5 separate regions of the Homo sapiens genome follow, and regions 2, 3, 4 and 5 are each linked to region 1. Evidence: chromatin contacts called from ENCODE Hi-C or POLR2A ChIA-PET data. All regions are on one chromosome and are shown on one strand. Each heading gives the region's core, a stretch centred on a gene start or an enhancer-like site at or near the end of the contact. The rest is flanking DNA. Distances are from core to core; before and after follow the strand shown. Region 1 holds the start of PTCH1 (patched 1). Region 2 holds the start of ZNF510 (zinc finger protein 510). Region 3 holds the start of PHF2 (PHD finger protein 2). Region 4 holds the start of PRXL2C (peroxiredoxin like 2C). Region 5 overlaps CDC14B (cell division cycle 14B).

Region 1 (3,256 bases), core at 309-2,808:
CCGCCTCCCCCTCCAAGATGTTAAGAAATGTGGCAGCCGTACAGGAGTTTAGGCTGCAAATAGGGGCAGGGGCGCAGGAGGAAGAAGTTCAGGGCAGGGGGCACGGGGCAGGACAGTGCCGCGGCCGCCCTTGAGGTGGTCCGCCGTGGACGGCTTTCCAGTGCTCCGGAAAAGGCACACCAGGGAGGGCGTGTGTATACACACACACACACGCACACACACACACCTCCACCCCCTGCGGACCTCAGACAGCCCTTTCCTCCCAGGACCAGAGGGAGGGTTTGAATTTTTCAATCCCCATTTGTCTGCTGCTTTTCCTGGAGAGGTGTGAGTGAGTGTGTGTGTGTGTGTGAGAGAGAGAGGAAGAGAGTGTGTGTGTTTGTGTGTGGCGGGGGCGATCCCAAAGAGTTAGAGGAGGGAAGAGAAAGTGGGAGGAGAGAGTCTGAAATGCACCTTGGAAATCTGCTCCAGAGCGAAGGCGGCGTCGCAGTAGCTGGGCCGGTGCAGATAGTCCCGGTCCGGCGCGGCAGCACGGCGCAGCCCCCCCGTCCGTCTGCGCCTCCCGCCTCCAGCCGGCCGTCCCGGGGCACCGATACAGCCGCTGCCGCCGCCGCCGCGGTCCTGGGGCTCGGCGGCGTTACCAGCCGAGGCCATGTTGCCGCCGCCGCCGCCGCCGCCGCGGGGACGGAGGCTTCCCGGGCGGCCCGGCGCGCTGCTGCCGCTGCTGCGGGCTCCTGGCGCGCCTGGGCGCTCGGCTTGCGAGGACGCTGCTGGCCGCAGGCTGCTCGGGCTCGGGCTCCGGTTGACAGACCAGCCGCTGCTGCTGCTCACACGGCGGGCGCTGCTGCCGCTGCGGCCGCGGCCGCTGCCGGGGAGTCAGACCCTGCGCCTTCCATTGCCACATTGCGCGGGGGTCCCGAGGTCTCTGCGGCCGCCGCTGCCCACATCCAGTTCGCGGAAGAGCGAGAGCCGGCGCGCCGAGCGAGCCTGTCCTTCGGGCGCTTCCGCGGCACTCCTTGCGGTCCCCAACTCCCCCTACCCGCCCCCCGCCCCGCGCCGCGACCCCTTCACTGCAGAAAGAGCCAGCGAATCCCCGCTGCTCCCGCCGGCCGCGCTGGCTCTCTCGGCGCCTCCCGGGTCGCCCGAGCGGCCGCGGAGGGCAAGCGCAGAGCCGCCGCCGCCGCGGGGTCCGAGGGTGCCCGGCGGGTCTCAGCGCTGCCGGGCCCGGGCAGCCGCAGCTGCCGCTGCTCCCGCGGTGGCTGCTGCTGGCGGTGGCGGCTCCAGGAGCTGCTGCTCGGGCTGCTCGGGCTCTGGCTGCTGGGTTCGCGGTGGCTGCTCGGTCCCGGACTCTGCTTTCTTGTGCTCCTCGGCAACCCGCTGGACCATTCTGTCCCCGTGCAGCGCGCCTCTCTCGCTCCCGGGACCTGGGGACTCCGCTCTGTGTGTGTGCAGCGGGCAGCGGCCGCAGCAGCTCCTTGATTCAATAGATGAGATGGAAGAAGAAAAAAAAGAACTCTCTCCATTTGGAGAAAGAAGAGGAGGAGGGGAGGGGAGGGGGTGGAGGGGGAGAGAGCGAGCGAAAGAGAAAAAGGCTGGAGCTCCCGCCCCCGGGGCTGTCAGATGGCTTGGGTTTCTGCGACGCGATTGGCTCGCGGAGGGCAGAAATTACTCAGCAAACATGACTATTATTAGCTGCTTAGCAACAGCTCACCAAAGTAGAGAGACCACCCAGGTAGGCAACCCAGTGTGTGCATCCTCGGCTTCGGGGCAGCCTCTGAGAGCGCCAACCTTCTCGCATGCAATACTTCCATTAAGGAATGCTCCCCCTCCTTTCTCTCTTATTCCTTTTCTTTTCAACAGTGTCTTCTTTTTGTGGGATGCCTTTGCGCGCACACACGCGCGCGCACGCACACACACGAACATTTGCCTCGCGGTAGACACGGGGGGAAATGTAATATTTTTTTAAGCGCTTAAACAATTTCTGAAATTCCTCAAAGAAAAGCCTTTCAGAGGCACCTTGGCCTCAAGCTGCAGCAAATACTGGGAGGTCCGGCTCGCATTCCCAGGCCTGCACCAATAATGACAGCGTGCTGGATAGTGCGCCAGTGTGTGCCAGATTTTTTTTTCCTCTTCTCTTTTCTTTTATAACTAAAGGGAAGACTTAGGCTCTTGCAGGGAACAACGCCTCGCATTAAGATAAACAGAATGGAAAGTTAAAGAGGAAAGCAAGGACGTTGGGAAAAGCCATCTTTCTTAAAATCCGTCTGCCCCCCAGCCGCTTTCTCCCCCCAACTTAAAAAAAAAAAAAACACAGTCTTGGTTTGAAGGAGTCAGTGTTCTATAAACGTGGAATCCAGACACCGAAGCAGTCTTGTAGAGGCAGAGGCGTTTTTATTTGAATCTCGAATGTGACATAAGTAAAAGAGAAACAACAGAATCTTTTTTTACAACTTAGAGAAACGGAATTGTTTCCTTGAGAGAGTAAAGTTTTCCTGATTATTTTGGGTTCATTTGTACACCCCTTTTTATTAACCAGATGTTTATATAGTCAGTATTTTTTTTTACAAAACTCGGTATGCATGTTATATTTAATAATAGTATGACGTAGGAGATTATAAATGCCCCGATGCTGGATTCATTGAAAACAAACTGTGCGCGGATCGCGAGGATTCGTCCCGACACCGCGTCCAGTGTCACCAAGGCATCCCGGGGATTCGCTTCCCGCGGAGGGGGAAAACACGCGACCCTTTGAGGTGGATTCTGGAGCCAGACACGTCTACACAACTAGGCTTTTTATTTAAAAAAATTTTTGTTTTCGGAAAGTGGAATGTGTTTTTCTTACGTTTCCAAGTTATTACGTTCCTCCCTGCGGTAGGAACCCGACCCGCAAACCCTTGATTTGCTTCACTTTATTTTTTTTTTTAAACGGGGTTGAACTGCAGAGGGACTGGCAGTAGCGAGAAGTCTAGTGAAGTCGTGAAATGGGGCGGTGTGGCTTTAAGATGCGCACGGTGTATGTTCATTGAAAAAAAAAGAAGAAAGAAAGGAAAGGAAAGAAAGAAACCCAGATGGAGGGAAAGGGGGAGGAGCAGGGAGAAGGCGGAGCTCCGGTGGCCACGTGACCCCGCGCCAGGAGGCCCGGTGCGCGCGCGCGCCCGGCTCCCGGACTCCCCGCGCCCGCGCGGCCGGGGCAGAGTAGGTAGGGAGGCGGATGCGCCGGGCCGGCTCCGGGCCTCCAGCGCGGTCTCCCGAGAGC
Region 2 (3,098 bases), core at 410-2,909, 1.3 Mb after region 1:
TTCTAAACATGCACTAGACACTAGGACACCCCTTCTCCCTGTTGTGACAATCAGAAACGTCTCCAGGCCGGGCGTGGTGGCTCACGCCTGTAATCCCAGGACTGTGGGAGGCCAAGGCAGGTGGATCACCTGAGGTCAGGAGTTCAAGATAAGCCTGGCCAATATGGTGAAACCCCACCTCTACTAAAAATACAAAAAATTAGCTGGGCATGGCCATGCATGCTTGTAATTCCAGCTGAGATTACAAGCTGGGAGGCTGGGGCAGGAGAATCAGTTGAACCTGGGAGGTGGAGGTTGCAGTGAGCCAAGATCACACCACTGCCCTCCAGCCTGGGCGACAGAGAGAAACTCAGTCCCCTCTCCCCCCACCAAAAAAGTCTCCAACATTTCCAAAGTTCCCTAGGGAGCAAAATCCTCCTGGTGAAGAAGTGACCTAAGGCCTTAAACCTGATTCTCTTGGCATTAATTAGAACCCTGCTATCCATGACTACAGCCTCCAATCACATCAACTACTGAGCACTGGAAATGTGGCTAGGACCACATGTTGAAATAACATTTTGGATACACTGAGAAAACCACAGTATGTTCTTAAAATTAATTTCATGTTTTAGATTTTCATGTAGCTACTAGTTTAACATTTAAAATTACGTATGTGACTCATCTTCACTGCCCTAGAATATCAGACTGACTTCTAAAGACAGAGACAGGAGGGACAGCACAGGAGGTGGCAGGGGCCTCAGTCTAACCCAGAGGCTCTGGAGACATCCCAGAAACCCCACAACAAATACACTTGCCACATAGTAAGATTCTGTCCACACTGACTTCACAATCATTGTCCTGGGGTTTTGGGGACAATCACTCAGTGCTGTGAAGGCTGCAATGCTGGGTTAGGTAGGTAGGCCATTACAAACAGCCTGATTCGGGGAGTAAAGTGTTTATGTATTGACATCCTAGCTCTCTCATCCTTTGTGAGCTTGGCTCTATCTTTTCACTCCTCCTTCTTCATTTTTAATGATATAAATAGGGTGGTTGTGAGAATTAAACGAAATACTACATGAAAAGAACAAAGTGTCTTCCAAATATAACGGGAATCAACATTTACATGCTGCTTAGTAACTAGCGCTTAGCTAAATGCTTTACAGGGGATGGCTTACCTCTGAACGACACAAAGCAGTTTTTACTAATATCCTCATTTTCAAACGCTCAAGTGACAGAGCCAAAATTCACGAGGTCCTTCTAGCTCCTAGGCTCGGCCTCTCACCGCAGACCCACGGGCTGTACGCGCTTTGTGGCAGGTTCATGGTCAATACAATAAACGCGCATTCCCCTCCTGAAGCCAGCACCGCGTTTTCCGACGCCTGGCTGCATTCTGGCGCCCATACCTCGGCCCGCACCGAGCATCTTCCAACTAGGACTCAGCCCCACCTAACGCCCCCGGAGCCCGCCCCCACCGGCCCTTCTCAGGCTGAGGTCCCGGGCCGGCCGAGGCACAGGGAGCGACGGCCTGCTTTGGGGGAGTTCCCGGGACGTCGCGTTCCCGCCCCCTGGACACTAGCACATCCCTCCCTGCAGGTCCGCAATCCGCGTGGAGGCCCGGCGCTCTCACCTGAGCTGCGAACCCTCTGCACCAGCAAACACTAACAGGGAGAAGCCGGAAAGTGGGGTTGACTGCACATGCGCAGACGAAAACGCGCATATCCGTTCCCAGCATGCTGCGCGGTAACCCATAACATGCAAGACTACGTTTCACATGCAGTACGGCGCCAGCTGTCAGTGTTTTTTTGTTTGTTTTTCCCCCAAGATTTATGGCGTAATAACATGGACCGTCCTGATAACTGGAGCCCGGGTTCTGTCAGAGCCCCAGAGGTTGTGGGTTAGACTTGATGACATAACAGCAAATGCAGCGTGTGGTTACAGAAAGCAAGAGCCGCGGAAGACGTTTGAAAACAATTGGGAAAATTTGTATACGGACTGGAAATTAGAATTATTAATTAATTGTGGCAGCATTGGGATTATGTAGGTAATCTTGCTTATTCATAAAGAGATGTCTATGTAAGTATTTAGGATTGTATTATGTTTGTAAGTTTTTGGGTTTTTTGGTTTTTTTTTTTTTTTTTGAGACGGAGTCTTACTCTGTCGCCCAGGCTGGAGTGCAGTGGCGCGATCTCGGCTAACTGCAACCTCCGCCTCCCGGGTTCAAGCGATTCTCCTGCCTCAGCCTCCCAAGTAGCTGGGACTACAGGCGCCCGCCACTACGCCCAGCTAATTTTTGTATTTTTAGTAGAGACGGGGTTTCACCATGTTGGCCAGGCTGGTCTCGAACTCCTCACCTCAAGTGATCCGCCTGCCTTGGCCTCCCAAAGTGCTGGGTATACAGGCGTGAGCTACCACTCCCGGCCCGTTTGTAAGTTCTTTTTAAAAAATAATTAGAAATGGGAAGTATGGCAAAATGTTAAGAATATCTACTTCTAGAATATGGACATGCTTATTGACTATGTGTTGGAAAATTTTATAATATAAAGTTGATAAAGGGAAAATTGGGACTGTAATGTTACAAGTGTGCCTTTTAACTTAGAGCTGCCACAAAAATACATAAACAGCTTTGTGAATAAAGCCGTAAAATGTAACAAATACTAGAAAATGGAAACCATTATTAACATAAAAGAATAATATTTGTGATCCTCAGTTTATCTCTGGGGGGAAAAAAAGAAAAAGCAAGTAAGCTGTTCAGCATTACATAATACCTGAAGTACACACAATCCCAACTAAGAAAACCGTTATCCACAAATTATGCATCTCCTAGAGATGAGCTTGCTTAAATCTTATGTGGTATGCTTCTGAAATCAGGAACCAAATTAGGAACCTCTCAGCACAGTATTTTATGACACTCTTTTTAGTAACACACATACACTCACACACACACGGTTGATACTTTCTAACAGGTTATTTTATATGGCAATGATAAGTTTTGATTAGCAAGAAAAAAGATTAATGGCAACAGTAAACTAGTGCAGTATATATGAATCAAGGTATAAAATTTTACTGTTGACACTGAAAAACACTTTAATAGATACTGGAGGAAAAGACTAACATTTGTT
Region 3 (2,908 bases), core at 362-2,861, 1.9 Mb before region 1:
GAAGGGAACCAGTGACAACCGGAATTCAGGTAGGAAGGCCTATTGCAGGCCATCCTGGCCAGTCCAGAGGTGTGGGAGCTGGGGGTCTCCTGCTCTTTCCTCTCCCTCTATGGCCAGCTACTTCTCCCCCCGCCCCCTTCCCCAGTGCCCAGTGCTTTGGGCACTGCCCTGAGTCTGTATCCACGGGGTCACTTGTTGGGGGTGGGTGGCTGACTCTGAGGGTAGATTTTGGCTCAGTAGGAGGAAGGACCTTAATTGAGCCGCCTGCGGTGGAGCAAACGGCCCCTTGGCAGCTGCAGGTGGGCGGTGATGGTGAGGGGCTGAGGGGCTAAGGAGCCTTGTCATGGATGCTGCTAGGAGACTGAGCCAGGTTTCCTGTCCGGAGATTCTGGAATTCCGAGCAGGGGTGGCCCACATTTCCCAGCACGATGCGGATTTTGCTGAGGGAGGATGGGGAGAGAAAGAGGGTGAGGGAGGAAGGGCGGGCAGGGATGTGGCCCCTGCCCAGCGCGGATGCCCCAAGGATGCAGCGCTGGCGAGGCAGGGAAGTCCTCCTCTAGAACGCGTGCAAGTGACCCCTCAGAGCGCACCTCCGCTTCTCCTCCCCACCGTGGGGGCTCAGTTCCCTGGACACGGGGGCCAGGGTTCCCATACTCCTCGCCCCTTAGGTCACGGGCCTGGGGGGCTCAAATGCCAGGGAGCTCTCTCTTGACAGAGCTGACCAGCCCGGCCCCTTAGGTCACGGGCCTGGGGGGCTCAAATGCCAGGGAACAGAGCTGACCAGCCCGTGCCAGCGCACTCCCGGCCCGGGCTTCTGTCCTCTTCCTCTGGGGCTGAGCATCAGGGAAGTCCGCGGGATCCTGCGAGGGAGGCGGCAGTCCCCAGCCGAAAATGAGGGGAAAGAGGAAGTGGTGTCCCAACCAGAAACTCAGTGGGGAACGGAGGGAGGCAGCGCGGCCGAGGAGGAGGAACACCCCCACCGTGGTGGGGGTCAGAAGAAAGTTAGGGCCAAGTATTTGCTTGTCGGCCTTCTAGACTAGGAAGGCTCTCCTGCGGGCTCCACTCCCGCACCCCGCGTCTCTCCTTCTGCCTTGCCCGGGTTCCCCCAACTTATCTTATCCTCGGGGTCCCGCCCACCTTCTCCCCGGGGTCCCACCCCACTTTCAGTCTCAAGGCTCCCCCAGCTCACCTTCGCGCCCGCGGACCCCTGGGTCTACCTTCAGCCTTGGGGGCCCTTCTCGGCCTATCTTCCACCTTCGAGATCCCCCCACCCGCCTTCTCCCCCGGCAGGGTCCCCCCGGCCGTCTTCTCCCCCGGCAGGGTCCCCCAACCCACCTTCTCCCCCGCAGGGTTCCCCAGCCCGCCTTCCCGGCGGCGGGAGCGGCGGCCCAGGCCGGCGGGCGGAGGCGGCGCCACCCGGGGCGCTGACGTAGAGGCCGCTCGGCGGCCGGGGGTCCCTTCGGTGGGGCCGCGGCTCCCCGCCCGCCGCCCCCGCGCGTCCATTCCCTTTTGTGTCCCGCGCGCGGCCCGTCCCCCGCGCACACTAGCGCCCTGAGCCCCGCGGGCCGGCGGGCGGCTCCCGGCGCGGCCCCTCCAGCCAGCGCGCCCGGCATTGTGTGGACGCGCCTGGCCGGGAGCGCGCGCGGGGGCTGTCGTGCGCCCCCGTCCCCGTCCCCTCCCGGCCGCGGCGCCGCCTGCGCCCCGCCGCCCCCGCCGCCCCCGCGCGGCCCGGCCCCCGGCCCGGCCCGGACCGACCCGGGCAGCGCAGCGGCGGGGCCGAGCGGCGGCGCGGCGCGGCAACATGGCGACGGTGCCCGTGTACTGCGTCTGCCGGCTCCCCTACGACGTTACCCGCTTCATGATCGAGTGCGACGCCTGCAAGGACTGGTTCCACGGCAGGTGAGCGCGCGGCGGCTGCTCGGCTCGGCCCGGCCCGGCCCGGCCACCTTGCCCGACCGAGCCCCGCGCCCCCGGCTGCGCGCCCGCAGGCCCGGCTCGGGGACGGGCCGCCGCCGCCGCCGCCGCATTCCGGGCGCCCCGGTCGGGGCTGGGCCGTGCCGGGCCGCGCGCCCTTTTGTGCCCAGGGCGGGGGCGCCAAGCACGGGGCCCGCGCTGGGCGCCCCTGGCCGCCGCGCACAAAGCGAGGCCCGCGGGCCGGGAGGTGGGCTCGGGGCTCGGGGCGCGGGGAAGTTGGGGCTCCAGGCCCGGGCCGGGCCGCCTGTCAGCTGGGTCGCGGCGGCCGCAGAGGCCGGGCATCCGGAGGGAGGCCGAGGCCCGGAGCCCCCGCCGCCTCCCCCCTGCGAAGTTGCAGGAACTTTCCCCGCGCGGGCTCGGGGTTGGCCGGGCCGGGAGAAGCGGGCGCGCAGCCCGGCGCGGGTCCCGGGAGAGGCGCGAGTGGCGGGCTCCGACTCCGGCAGGGCTGGGGAGTCCGTGGGGGCTCCGGCGAGGTGGCAGCCGGCGCGCCCACCCTCCGCCGTGGCCGGCGAGCTCCCTTGGACCTTGTCCCCGAGGGCAGGACCCCTCCCGGACCCCCGCGGAGCAGCTAGACCCGGCAGGCCTGCAGGTCCGCGGGCAGGAGTGCGGTGACAGAATAGTGTCTGTGAGTTGGGTAAGGGGGGTTTGTTGTGGCTTTGCCACCTCCTCCCTGGCCTTCAGTTTTCCCCGTTTCTCTCCTCTCCGTTCCCGGCAGGAACGCCGGTTTTGACATGATCTTATGCTCCCTAAGGAAGATGGGGAGGGGGGAAGGAGGTAACGCTTGGAGACACTGAAAACCCCCGCCCTCTTGGCCCTTGCCGATGGCCATGACCTGGCCCCATGCCTAGGGCAGGTCCCTTCCCACCAAGAAGTAAATGGAGGAGGAGGAAGAGGAGGTGACAGTGTTGCCCAAACTGCTCCAACAGGTTCTCTT
Region 4 (2,924 bases), core at 160-2,659, 1.1 Mb after region 1:
TCGGCTCACTGCAACCTCCGCCTCCCGGGTTCACGCCATTCTCCTGCCTCAGCCTCCCGAGTAGCTGGGCCTACAGGCGCCCGCCACCAAGCCCGGGTAATTTTTGGTATTTTTAGTAGAGTCAGGGTTTCACCGTGTTAACCAGGATGGTCTCGATCTCCTGACCTCGTGATCCGCCCTCCTCGGCCTCCCAAAGTGCTGGGATTACAGGCGTGAGCCACCGTGCCCGGCCGCACAGTTATTTAATCAATGTTATTTTTTCACATCCTGATTGACAAGGTCTGCTGAAAGAACATCTGTTTTATAAAGGCTGCTCAATGCCTTTCCTCAAAAAGCTCACTTGGGCACAAACCTATCTGTGCCTCAAGAAAAACAACTATGTGGTTTGTCCTAGGGACATGGAACTTGCAGCCTATTAACATAAACATTTGCACCTTTACGATATATTAGTATTTTCCCATAATGAGCAGCTATTTGGAGTGTAACAAAAAATAAAGGGAAGAAAATAACCATTTCCAGCATTTGTTTTAGGGCATTATCAGTCAACATTTGAGAACAGGCACTAGGTTACCAGGCAACACCACAATTGTTAGTACGTTTACCACCAGGCAGCACCCAATGAGTTAGGGCAGAAATAGATCTCTGACGTCTCACTCCTTTTGGAGGGGCGAGGGTGGAGAGAGCTGCGGGGAGGGGCAATCCAGGCTGCAAGTTCCGCGCTGGAGCCGCGTCCTCCCCCGCCCCGCTCGCAAGGTCTGCAGAAGCGGGCACTGGGCCGCCCACGCTGGGAAACTCACTTGTAAGAAACTCCTGGGGATTTTGGCCAGATCCTCTACGTATTCCTTGCAGATGTAACACAGGAAATGCTGAAAGCCAAAACGGCAGAAAGGGCAAGTTAGTAAAGCAGCACCCTCGGGCCCCGAAGGATCCCTGTACTTCGCCGTGCGTGACGCGAGCAAAGGCGACGCCCGCGGGGCCGGGACCGGCGGCTCGGGCGCCCGGCGCGTGGGAAGCGGGCCTCGCCCTCGCCCTCTCCCTGCCCCGCCCTAGTTGGGAAGCGGCCGCGACTGGGCAGGCTGCCTTCCCGTTTCCGTCCTAAGAAGCAGGAGGCGCGGCTCGCATCCCGGCAGCCTGCCCGGGACCCTGGGCCGCGCTTCCCTTCCAGCCCCGCCGCCCGCTCACCCGCACGAACACCACCACGGCGCGGCGCTCCCGGAACAGCGCGCCGAACGGTACCCGCTGCCCGCGGGCGTCCAGCACCGGCAGCTCGGCCACGGCGGCCGCCAGGGGCTGCCCGCTGTCGGGGCCGCTCGGGGCCGGGACCAGGGCGGCGGCGCCGCTAACCTGCCGCGTGACCGGGGCCGGCGCGGCCATGACGCGGGGCGGCCGAGGGCCTGGGTCCGCTCTGTCAGCGCGGACCGGGGCGGGGCGCGCAGAGGTTGGGCGCGGGGGGCGGGGCGGGGCGTGCAGAGGTGGGGCCTGGCAAGTCACGGTTTCCGCGGCGCGGCGCGGGCCTGGGAGCTGTCGGAGTGAACCCCACGGGCGGTTCTGACTCAGCTCTCAGGGTAGGGGACAGAGAGAGAAAGTAAGGTCCGTCCACGGCGAGCAAGCATTATTGAGGAAGAAAGCCGCCCGCGCCCTCCATGGCCACCTGAGCGGATGTTCTCACCTATTCGAGAACTAATGGGTGTATGTGTAAAAGGTGGGCTAGGGCCAGGCCCACGTTTTGTAAACACACAGGCCGGGCCTGTAATCCTAGCGACTTGGGAGGCCGAGGCGGGAAGATCACTTGAGGCCAGGAGTTCGAGACCAGCCTGGGTAGGTAACAGAGGGCAACGCCATCTCCGTTTTTTAAAAAAATAAATAATAAAAATAAAGAAATAAAAGGTGAGCTGGGTGGGATGAGGATGATGAAGTTAGATGACTTAGCAGCTGTTTTGTAGAAATCCCACACTTCCAATTCAGTTTCTCCTGGGGTGGGTAGGCAGGCATAGGGAAATCTGGGGATCTCAGCCTTTGTGAGACCAAACTGGCCCTGGATTTAGAGGTTCATCTTTCTCTGGGGTTTCTCATGGGTGCTAACTGTGTGTCCAAGATTTCCAGAGCAGGACCAGATAACATTCAGGCTCTTTGTCTTCATAAGTTTACTCACTCTTGTGTATGGATTTGGGGTTCAGAAAGTACATCCTTTATCTATGGCCTTTGTTGAGCTGAAGAATATTTCTGGGGCGGAGTGCTAGGCAGGTCTATGTGACTGATGTGACTCTGCCACAAAGTGCAGGAAAGGGGGATGCTGCATCCTCTGGCTTTCACCTGTGTGAAGATTTTATACTTTATTGAGCACACATTAAGTGCTCTGTTTGAGAAGCTCTGCAGCGTGTTTACAAAATTTTAAGCATAGATCTGTTTCTAAGTCAAGATAGTTTCTTTCTGAGACAGGGTGTCGCTCTGTCGCCCAGGCTGGAGCATTGGCACGATCATGGCTCACTGCAGCCTCCACCTCCTGAGCTCAAGCAGTCCTCCTGCCTCAGCCTCCCAAGTAGCTGTGATCACAGGCATGCACCACCATGCCTGGCAAATTTTTTTTTAGATTTGTTTTTGTAGACACAAGGGTCTCCCTATGTTGCCCAGGCTGGTTTTGAACTCCTGGGCTCAAGCAATCCTCTTGCCGTGGTCTCCCAAAGTCCTGGGGTTACAGGCATGAGCCACTGGGCCTGGCCAGGAGCTTTATGAGTTTTTGGAAATAAATGCATGACCAAAGTGCAGGCTGATGAATAGCACTCACAACAGGCAGTTTGCCAGATGTCACCAAATTTATTGTAAGCAGTGTTTTGGTAAGCAGAAATTGATATACAGATAAGAATGGTGGTATTTTGGCAGCTCTGATTAATTGCTGGTATCAATGAATGAAAAATTTTCTTTGA
Region 5 (2,996 bases), core at 295-2,794, 1.0 Mb after region 1:
GATGCAGCTTAGGAGGCATCAGTAAGACCTTGTTTCTCTAGGATAAAGACTCTCTCTGAACGAGCAAATATCACACAAACACACGCAAATACTGTGGTTGAAAATGCTTGAGACTGGTGTGGTTTTCAAAGTCATGGCACAAAGTTCTTTTTTTGCTGAACAATACCTCAACCATTCCCAGGACTTCCCACCACCCCCACTTTCTAAAATCACCATCTGCATGCCAGAGTCCCTGTGAGAACGCTGGACCCTCGATTACTAACATACGTTTCAAAACCTCGGAGGTATTGAACTAGCAGTGATGGAAGAACAAGCAACAGAAGCAACAGGATCCCAGCTGCATTACTTCTCCTTTCAATGTTTCAATGCTGACAAGCCGGGCCTCAAATCATGGAAACCCAATTAGACATGTGCTTCCTATTTCTACTCTTATGCACAGGATTCTGAAGCTTTATTTATATACTTAGAGAGCCTCTGTACAATTTAGAACCCAAACGTTACACAAGTCATTTCACCCTAGAGCTGAGAGTGACAAAGGATATTGAAATTCCAGCAACAAATGTGGCAGCCTGAGTAACCAGGAAATCCTGGAGAGATGTCACAATGTTTCCAGCACTTAAAGACTCTTGTGACTATTTTCATGTCAGCCAGATGATACAGTCTTTCCTACGCCAAGAACTTGATTGATTATTAAAAAAAAAAATCACTCTCTCCAGATTAACAAAGAATGCTCACAAATCAATGCAAGTTGAAGATAGGCTTACACATTCAACTGCTCAATAAAAAAGGTGAGCAGAGGAAAGAACACAGAGAATAAAAAAGTAAATAAAATCACTTTCATAGCTCCTGCACAAAACTGGTTAAGAAAAAAAACTCGTTAAAAAAAACCTCAGATGAACTTATATTTCAATAGTTTTAACTTTTAAAATTACTTTTACATATATATAATGATATATATAATGATCCTCAATTTCGACAAAATGAAACTGGAAGTTCAGAGTAGCAAACACGTATCTACCAAGTCTGCTAATAAAAATAGTGAATTGGCCCTGGGAATTAGTACACATTTGAGTGGTAGGGACATTTTTTAAAGACCAAGAAAAAAATCTTGATTTTTTAAAAAATGAAATCTCCTAAATTTTAACCACAGAGGAAAAAAAACCCACAACTATTTATAATGCTCTGTGAGTTTCATAAAACTGGCAGGCTACAACTTTCCAGACCTTGGCATCAACTGCTCATCCAAGATCACACCGCCTATTATTGATGGAAGAGGGCCTGCTCCTCTGGCCGTATTTATAGACAGGAACCCATCCTATCTAAAACAATGACCGGAACAAGGATGGGACCCAAAATTCCAGAAAGCTTAACGGATCTGCAGTCAAGGATCTTAAGCTATCAGAGAGCCATTTCTCTTCACTTTTTCCCCAAGTTAACAGCACCCAGCAAGCACCACGGGCAGTGGAAACGCCCGTCAGAAGCCCTCGGGTGGCAAGGGAAGTCAAACTGTGATGCACTGTGAGCAGGGCAGACAGCTGCCTCCCACAGGGCCGGCTCCCAAGGAAGCACTGGCTTCCCACTGAGGGCCTGTGCCGTCCCTTTGCTCAGCCCAGTTCGCCTCACACTAGCTGGGGCCTGGCTACTACTGACGGTTGCCTCGTGCTGTTTGCCCTGCCTTTCACAGACACCCAGGAAGGGTGTTATGACCTCATTCTGTCCTCCAGCCTCTGCTGTCCCATCTGGGCAGCTGTTTGCTGAACTGGATTCTTACCCACTGCGTCTAGATCCTCGTTCTCTGTTCCCTTGTCTTAACTTCCCAACTGATCCTTTCCTCCTGCAGGCACTGGCTATTCTGAGTCCAAGATAATTAAATCATTTAAAAAGTGGGACCACAGATTCAAAAGATCATCATTAAATAACAAAGTCCCTGAGCTCTTATCATAACTGTAGAGGCAATCTCAAATTTAATGCAGTTTAGAATTCTTCTCACAGATTGCTGAGTTAATATATTCTTAAATTTAATTAGTATCATCATTTTCAACATAAATGCTTACAAGGTAAGCCATTCTTACAGCTATAAAAACTGCTTAAACATAAAAAATAATAATATACAGTGATAAATTTTGAACAGGGAACCTACATGTTACAATTAGCTCTACCAAAGTAATCTATTAAACATTAGAGGAAAGCAAATTTGCAAGCTACGTGCCAAAAGTTTGCTTGTGTCATTTATTTTTTACACAAAATGCTTGGCATTTATTTTATACACAGAAAGATGTTAGAAATGGTGGTTAATTTCCCAGGCTAGCCCTCAAAAGTACATTTAACCCATAGAAGAGATGAATACCATGTATCTTCAGAAAATCTAACTGCTGTGGCAGGAAGATGTAACCAAAGTTGAAAGACAAATACCATTATGTTCTCACTCATATGCAGGAGCTAAGTAAGTTGATCTTATGGAGGCCAAGAGTAGAATAAGGGTTATCAGAGGCTGGGAAGGGCGTGTGTGGTCAGGGGGAGTGAAGAGAGGTTGGTTCTTTGGTACAAATGTACAGTTAGAATGAACAAGTTCTAGTGTTAGATAGCACAGTAGTGTGACTATAGTTTACAATAACTTACTGTGTATTTCAAAATAGAAAGGAAGATTTAAAATGCTCTCAACACAAAGAAATGACAAATGTTTGAGGCGATGGATACTGCAACTGCCCTAATTTGGCTGTCACACATTATATACATGTATAAAACTATCACATGTAACCCATAAATATGTACAATTATGTACCAATAAAAAATTTTAAAATTGTACTGTAAACATAAAACATATACGTACACAACATACATCTGTGCATATACACACACGTGCACGTCTTGTTTCTAGAAATATAAAAACTTCTTTTTAAAAGATTTTTTAAATTTCTCAAGAGTGCAAATATGGATTTTGTGTATGACATTTTTACAACAAAATTAACAAAACAAAATTTCCAACTTTTCTTTCC

Evidence for each region. A loop is a pair of places that touch in the nucleus more often than their neighbours do. ChIA-PET counts read pairs that join two places held with the same protein, here RNA polymerase II (POLR2A). Pooled maps may share reads with other maps.
Region 2: a loop to region 1 is called in a map of CD8-positive, alpha-beta T cell, with 5 times the contacts of the local background. The contact joins the promoter of ZNF510 here to the promoter of PTCH1 in region 1. A Hi-C loop is called at or near these places in 1 of 168 maps with a recorded cell type or tissue (CD8-positive, alpha-beta T cell), 1 of 37 single-sample maps with no recorded cell type and 10 of 50 pooled maps.
Region 3: a loop to region 1 is called in a map of ascending aorta, with 3 times the contacts of the local background. The contact joins the promoter of PHF2 here to the promoter of PTCH1 in region 1. A Hi-C loop is called at or near these places in 2 of 168 maps with a recorded cell type or tissue (ascending aorta and naive thymus-derived CD4-positive, alpha-beta T cell), 1 of 37 single-sample maps with no recorded cell type and 10 of 50 pooled maps. POLR2A ChIA-PET finds 5 or more read pairs at or near these places in 1 of 52 experiments (PC-9).
Region 4: a map of CD8-positive, alpha-beta T cell shows a loop between it and region 1 (3-fold over the local background). The contact joins the promoter of PRXL2C here to the promoter of PTCH1 in region 1. A Hi-C loop is called at or near these places in 1 of 168 maps with a recorded cell type or tissue (CD8-positive, alpha-beta T cell), 5 of 37 single-sample maps with no recorded cell type and 16 of 50 pooled maps. POLR2A ChIA-PET finds 5 or more read pairs at or near these places in 1 of 52 experiments (MCF 10A).
Region 5: a loop to region 1 is called in a map of ascending aorta, with 4 times the contacts of the local background. The contact joins the enhancer-like site here to the promoter of PTCH1 in region 1. A Hi-C loop is called at or near these places in 1 of 168 maps with a recorded cell type or tissue (ascending aorta), 1 of 37 single-sample maps with no recorded cell type and 9 of 50 pooled maps. POLR2A ChIA-PET finds 5 or more read pairs at or near these places in 2 of 52 experiments (activated T-cell and activated naive CD4-positive, alpha-beta T cell).

The regions. Positions count from the first base shown.
Region 1 is chr9:95,507,708-95,510,963 of GRCh38, forward strand. PTCH1 (patched 1) reads right to left here and starts at 1,559. Exons shown (of 24, transcript NM_000264.5): 1 at 454-1,559. The coding sequence starts at 654. RefSeq lists silencers at 495-814, 3,089-3,256 and enhancers at 1,459-2,008, 2,962-3,256.
Region 2 is chr9:96,776,428-96,779,525 of GRCh38, forward strand. ZNF510 (zinc finger protein 510) reads right to left here and starts at 1,660. Exons shown (of 6, transcript NM_014930.3): 1 at 1,607-1,660. RefSeq lists a silencer at 1,421-1,520.
Region 3 is chr9:93,574,973-93,577,880 of GRCh38, forward strand. PHF2 (PHD finger protein 2) reads left to right here and starts at 1,612. Exons shown (of 22, transcript NM_005392.4): 1 at 1,612-1,899. The coding sequence starts at 1,802. RefSeq lists enhancers at 1-514, 515-1,109, 791-1,070 and silencers at 1,171-1,230, 1,341-1,640, 2,231-2,390.
Region 4 is chr9:96,653,908-96,656,831 of GRCh38, forward strand. It overlaps PRXL2C (peroxiredoxin like 2C), which reads right to left and starts at 1,410. Exons shown (of 6, transcript NM_153698.2): 1 at 1,183-1,410; 2 at 798-866. The coding sequence starts at 1,374. RefSeq lists silencers at 949-1,018, 1,159-1,368, 1,409-1,498.
Region 5 is chr9:96,555,652-96,558,647 of GRCh38, forward strand. All of the region lies in intron 4 of CDC14B (cell division cycle 14B), which reads right to left. Among named protein-coding and RNA genes, the nearest start is that of CDC14B, 63 kb to the right of the region's middle. Within about 2 kb of position 1,545, at least 9 of the 41 ENCODE cell types and tissues checked have a DNase peak (open chromatin) inside an H3K27ac peak, as active enhancers do; they include ascending aorta, where a contact is called at or near this core.